2 separate regions of the Homo sapiens genome follow, and region 2 is linked to region 1. Evidence: chromatin loops called from intact Hi-C (ENCODE). Cell type or tissue: PC-3. All regions are shown on one strand. Each heading gives the region's core, and the rest is flanking DNA. Links, peaks and the distances in the headings are about the cores only.

What was found. Hi-C counts contacts between places; a loop is a spot of excess contacts. Peaks named below come from ENCODE experiments on the same cell type or tissue, not always from the same donor. Only the 100,000 strongest peaks of a DNase experiment are listed, where the experiment ranks them.
Region 2: a loop joins it to region 1, with 2.1 times the contacts of the local background. A loop is called at or near these places in 9 of 110 quality-filtered maps.

Annotation. Positions count from the first base shown.
Region 1 is chr3:16,905,884-16,908,808 of GRCh38, reverse strand. All of the region lies in intron 1 of PLCL2 (phospholipase C like 2), which reads right to left. Among named protein-coding and RNA genes, the nearest start is that of PLCL2, 22 kb to the right of the region's middle. In PC-3, for the core only: no CTCF peak of the experiment used is centred there; no DNase peak of the experiment used is centred there; H3K4me3 peaks cover 296 bases; H3K27ac peaks cover 1,548 bases.
Region 2 is chr3:17,011,187-17,014,111 of GRCh38, reverse strand. PLCL2 (phospholipase C like 2) reads right to left here. Exons shown (of 6, transcript NM_001144382.2): 2 at 1,952-2,925. Among named protein-coding and RNA genes, the nearest start is that of PLCL2-AS1, 42 kb to the left of the region's middle. RefSeq lists a silencer at 701-995. In PC-3, for the core only: no CTCF peak of the experiment used is centred there; no DNase peak of the experiment used is centred there.

The DNA of each region.
Region 1 (2,925 bases), core at 218-2,717:
ATAAACAAGCTATTTTTAAGCCCAGCACCAAAAATGTATAATAAACCACCTGGAACACAGCCTCAATCCCCAACACCCCAACCTGAGCTGCCCACCTCCCAGACTGCCAACCTTTGTCACTCCACCAAACATGCTGTGCTGTGCATTCACGGGTCCCGGCTTATGCTGTTCCCTGTGCCTGAAGATTATCCACCACCTCCCCCAAGCAGTGGATGTGGTGGGTGCCCTGTCCAAATCCCTGCAACTGCCCTTAGTGTTAGCTACTAATAGCTCTCAGCTAATCCAGGGATGTTATATCCTCCTGCCCACAGACAATGAGGAACTGACTAGGGTACATTAAAAGAAAAAAGAGACACGTCAACCATTGAAACGTATGGGATCTTAACTGGACCCTAAATTAAACAAACTAATTTTTTTAAAGCTATGCCTCTTAAAAATAATTGGAACACTGTTGATAGTTGATGATATTGAGGAATTATTATTATTTTACAGATATAATAATATTGTGGATGGTAAAAATATGTTTATGGATAATACGGTGTCTGGAATTTGCTTTAAAATAACACAGGATGGGGATAAGTGGATAGGAATGCAGAGGAAACAATATTAGCCATGAGCTGATAACTGCTGAAGGTGGGAGATGGGTATATAAGAGTTTATCATACTATTCTCTCTATTTGTGTCCATTTCCCATAATAAAAAGTTTAAATAGAGAGACAGAAAACCCACGAAAGGGAGGTAGGGAGTCAAACATACAATAGGAATGACAAACAGTATCAAATCAGCCCACACAGTATTTTCACTTATATTTGCTTAAACATCATCTGGAATAAAATATTGACATGAATACATATCATTGGAATAAAAAAAAATTAAAGATTCATTTAACTTGTTTTGAAATAAAACAAATTGAATACAATGAAATGAATTGATATTTATTTCTTTCGTGCAGTCATTATGAAGGCAGGTAAAGCAAACAACCAAATTCTACTTCAAGGGCACAACTCCTGAAGTAAATCTAGACTTTTGTTATGCTGTACGTTAATACCAAAAAAAAAATTGCTAATAATTATTGAAAGCTGTGCTTTACTTGCATGACTTCAATTAATTCTCTCAAAAACCCAATGAAACTAATCTCATCATTATATACATTTTAGAGATAAGGAAACTAAGGCCAATAGGTGACCCCCCAGTCTGACTCACACCAGCCAGCTTACTCCAAAGCCTAAGCCCCTAATGGAGTGCTCTGGGGAACTGGGCATCATAATGCCCTAACACCTTAGCACAGAGTTAACAAAGCAACAGCATTTGGGCAAGGAGTCCTGAATAGTGGTAGGTGCTCCAAGCATCTGACTAATAAAATGTGTGGCTGACCCAACACTGGTATCACTGGGCTGCCTTTCTGGTGGTTATGGTTTCTGTTATCTGTGCACACAAATCACAGGCTTGTCTGGTTAACATTCAGTCCTATAAAGTTGTGTTGTTCCTAGGTGATAAGCCTACCCAAGAACTAAATTCATAATCTAGCCCCTTTTGTAACAAAATGAACAAATAAGTGGCTATTTTTTTAGACTATCATGAAAAACACCGGAAAGTTTAAACTATAAACTGACAAATTTTGAGGTATAAGTTATTAGTAAAACCTCCAATCTCAAAATTTCCTTTCATGAAACAGGGCTTAAATTAAATATATAAGTAGAAAGGAGGATGATAAGACACTAAAAACTAAACGAACATGGTCAAACTCATTTTCAGATAACAGCTTGCAAAAATAATTTATCTGAGTTGCTAAAGAAAGGAAACAGGATTCAGAAGTTATAAGAATGATCTCTTAAACTCTGCAACTCAGCGGGGAAAAAACACCTTCCAAGTTACCACAGGGCCTTCCCCAAGTCTGCAACCACATGGCTGTGTTTTAGACTGGGTGGAGCACAGAGTAAACAAACAGTTTCTATTTTTAGCATGTTTTTCCTGGCCACTCTGAAATTTCCTAGTCACAAATTATTGCCTGTTATCTTTTAAAATAGATTTTTACTCAAAGAATTCATAGAAAACTTCTCAGAATCAGGAAAAGACATACAAGTTATTACATAAAACTAATTTATGAAGCTTTATTTTAGAAAATAATTTATTATGTAAAAAGTATTACATATATTCACAAAATAAACTGGAAAGAATGCTTAAAATATTTTTCATTGCAAATACACTCAGAAGAGTAAATCTTTTCAAACTCTGTAGAATATTCATTACTGATATTAATACAGTAAAATTTTAGTTTTAAAAACTGAAATTTGATTAAAATTTTGAAAATTATTATCTTTGCAAAAATTAACAATACAAGAAATCTATATCAAAAATATAAGTTCCACATTAACGAATTCAAAATTGTTTCTTTGAAATGTAAATTAATAATATGCTTAATGCCTTCTCTCAACTTTATTCAAAAATAATAGATTGAGAGTAAAAAGAACATATTCGCTTGTATATTCCACATCTTCCTTATACATTTTAGAAAAAAAATCAAGAGATGATCTGCACACCTCAGGGCCAACTTATTCACTGGGTACAACAGGCACAATGCTTACAGCCCCACAATATTTTTAGGGGCTCACACAAATGTTTTAATTTCTTTTAAAATCAGAAGGGAAAAAAGGACCTTTAGCTCAGATAAAACGTTTTAATATATAATATTAACAGATCTGACCAACACAGTCATAAAATATAATTTTCAATTTTTTTTTTTTATGGAGGAAGGAGCCTACAAAGGAAAAGGGCCTGAAAGTCATTAATGCAGTCCTGCTGCATATAAAGTCCTCCCTAGCCCAAAAGCCTCTCCAGGTGGATCTGGATTATTCTTGCCAAAGCAGAAGATGGTTAATGGTGCCCTGGCTGGGCCTGGAGAGTTATGGGCACTCATCAACACCT
Region 2 (2,925 bases), core at 301-2,800, 110 kb before region 1:
TCTCTTTTTTCTAATCACCAGAGATATGCCATTTAAATACCCATTAAAGAAAAACCTTCAACACTATAAAATGCCATGAGCTGGCCTTCTATGAACACTTACTAAGTGCTAAGCCATACTAGGCATATTTATTACACATTACTTCCATTTAATCCACACAGCAAGCCATGTTATGGATGAGAAGACTGAGCCTTAGCTATAATCCTTCTCTGTTTGTCTAGCGTCACACAGCTAGTAAGTGAAGGAGTCAAGATTTTACCTGAAAGCTGCTGATGTTAAGGCCCATGCTTTGAGTCACCGTGAGTAATAACAGGCCAATTATAATCATAATAAGAGTCAGGTGGGCTATTTCAGGCACACTTGGGTCCTGGTCTAGGCCGGGCATGCGGGCAGAGGGGGTGGACCTAGGCCCTGCAGGCCTGTGCCTTCTGCTCTCAAATAATGCAGGTTCTTGGGAATGAACACTTTAGTTTTAAATTTAAACATTTCATTTTTATTAATATTGCTTTAAATATGGACATCAAACTATAGATCATTGGCTCAAATCACTTTGATATTGACAGTTACAGAAATCAATCATGACTGTGATATTTAAAGTGCAGTTCCCCAGTCACTCTTATTACACCACTTACTCATACCTGCAGTTGTTCTATTTGTTTATCTGCCTGCCTCCTGTCTGTTTCCCCTTCCCACTGCCTGCCCCCAACTAGCATGCAAGCCCCTTAAAGGCAGGCAGTCAATCTGTTTGTTCACCACTGCATCTTCATGGCCTAGATTGCTTGTGCATGGCAGGTGCTCATTCAGTATCACTACCGACTGCTTTGTCAGGTTCAGTGCAGATGAGGCTTTGGAAAAGACAATGCTTGAGCTCTGACAAATCCTCAAAGGAATTCTGTGTCACACACACCACAGCAGCCACTGGGCAGTGGACAATGCGCTTGCTCAGAGCTGAGGGTTTACCAAACCACTTTCACCCTCAAAAACAGGGAAAAGCCCTTCATATGTCTGTTATGCTTTTACTTTAAGAGAAAGAAAACAAATTTCCTTATTGTGGGAAGGTCTTTTATTCACGAAGTACACATAGAATTAGTTGATAGGGAAAAAACGTTGAATTTTCTCAGTCAGATTTTATTTGTTGGCATCATTCTCATTGGTCATTTTAAAATATAATTTTTAAAATACAAAATAAACAGACATGGAGCACTTATCACACACACACCACTTCTCACACACTATGACAGGTTAGGGCTGCTGTCTGCATGAGGCAGGCCCTTGCTGTCTAGCTCTGTGTCACTCAGGGGTCCTAGCGTATGGCTAGATGTGTGGGCGATCCTTAATTAAATATGTAATTCCTAACTGACTGCTTTTAGCCATTATATATTTCAGAGGTAATTATTATCTTAAACTTCTAATAAATACAGACATCTCTTTTACTTACAGAATTAGCTATCCTCTCAAATCAAAAGGAGGCTCACTATGCATACACATATATTTATGGCTCATTTAAAGGTTTCCCATCTCCTCAGCATTACAGCTTCGTAAGAAAGGACTGGATCACATCCATTTTACTTTGACCTATATCCTTTTTATTTTGATAGATCATCAATTTGTGTTCCAGGTAAGGAATATTCAGAAATCCCAGAGATTCCCATGTATACTATTAGAAAAAAACAAGGAACTGTTCAGCAGTCATTAACAGGGACTGGGATGAAGGTGTGTAACACAGCAACGAGACTCACTTATCCCAATATGTAATCAATATTTTCAACATCAACTGTACCTTTAGGAAGTTAAATGATAAAAAACAGACTAGTGGCAAACATTCTAAGAACTAATCAGAATTTAAAAACTACTTAAATATACTATTATTAAAAAACCAATATATTTATAAACTATGGACATGTACAAAGTAGGAAAACCATTGAGTAAATGATTAAACACAAGCACGCACCTGCATGTTTTCTCTCAGATCTGTGGCATCCCGTATAGGGGGCTGGGCATTCTTGAATACCTCATCCACGGTTTTAATCCACAGTGTTCTCAAAGATGCATATTCCCTGGATTTCTTCCCTTTTCTCACAGAAAGGCCCCTTTTATGAGGCTTTCCTCCTCCTCTTCGGTTAGTAATAGCCACGTGGACAAATAAAGAAGCATGTGCAAGGACCTCTCCAGTTAAGGACTGCAGGGGGACATGGCGGTAGCCCGTCTGTAAACATTCAAAGGGAATTGTGTACTGGCCGATGAATTCATCCCCAATGTAGTCATCATCCAGCACTACAAAGCGCACCATGGCCAGTTCAGGCAGGTTGATTTGAAATTCAAAGCTTTCATCAAAAATGGGAGCGTCTCCATTCTGGTGCACTGTTTTTGTCCTTTGTTCTGCACAATCAGCAGGGATTCCATGGATTTCAACATAGACATAAGGATCTACCACATCACCTTTGGCACCTGATCCTTTGGGCTTGGGAAAGTTCTGCCCACTGATGATTTTAATGTGAAGAAGTTGAGGTGAGACCCCTGGGACAGAGTCTTTTGTATTGGCGCTGAAGAAGGAGACCTCCTCCCTCATGATGGCTGGCCGGAGGACATAGCCACAGTTTCCGTTCTGCCTAAACCAGCCAATATTCAGGTCCATCATCAGTCCTGGTGTCTGAAAGTTCATGGCTACAATTTGGCAACCACATTTCCAAAAATCTTGAGGATTCATGTTACTGGAATCAATTCTCATTGGACTGGGAAAAACCCTAGCAAGAAAACGTTTGTTGTAATTTACAAAGTCCCCTGGATTTTCATTGGCGTACTTGCTGGCAAGCACTTCATTAAAGGAACAGACTTCCCAGTACTTCTGAACCTGAAACGACACCTGAAATTCTTTGAACTGAACTGATTTGCAGATGCTGACCAGTTCAGACAGTTCTTTACAAA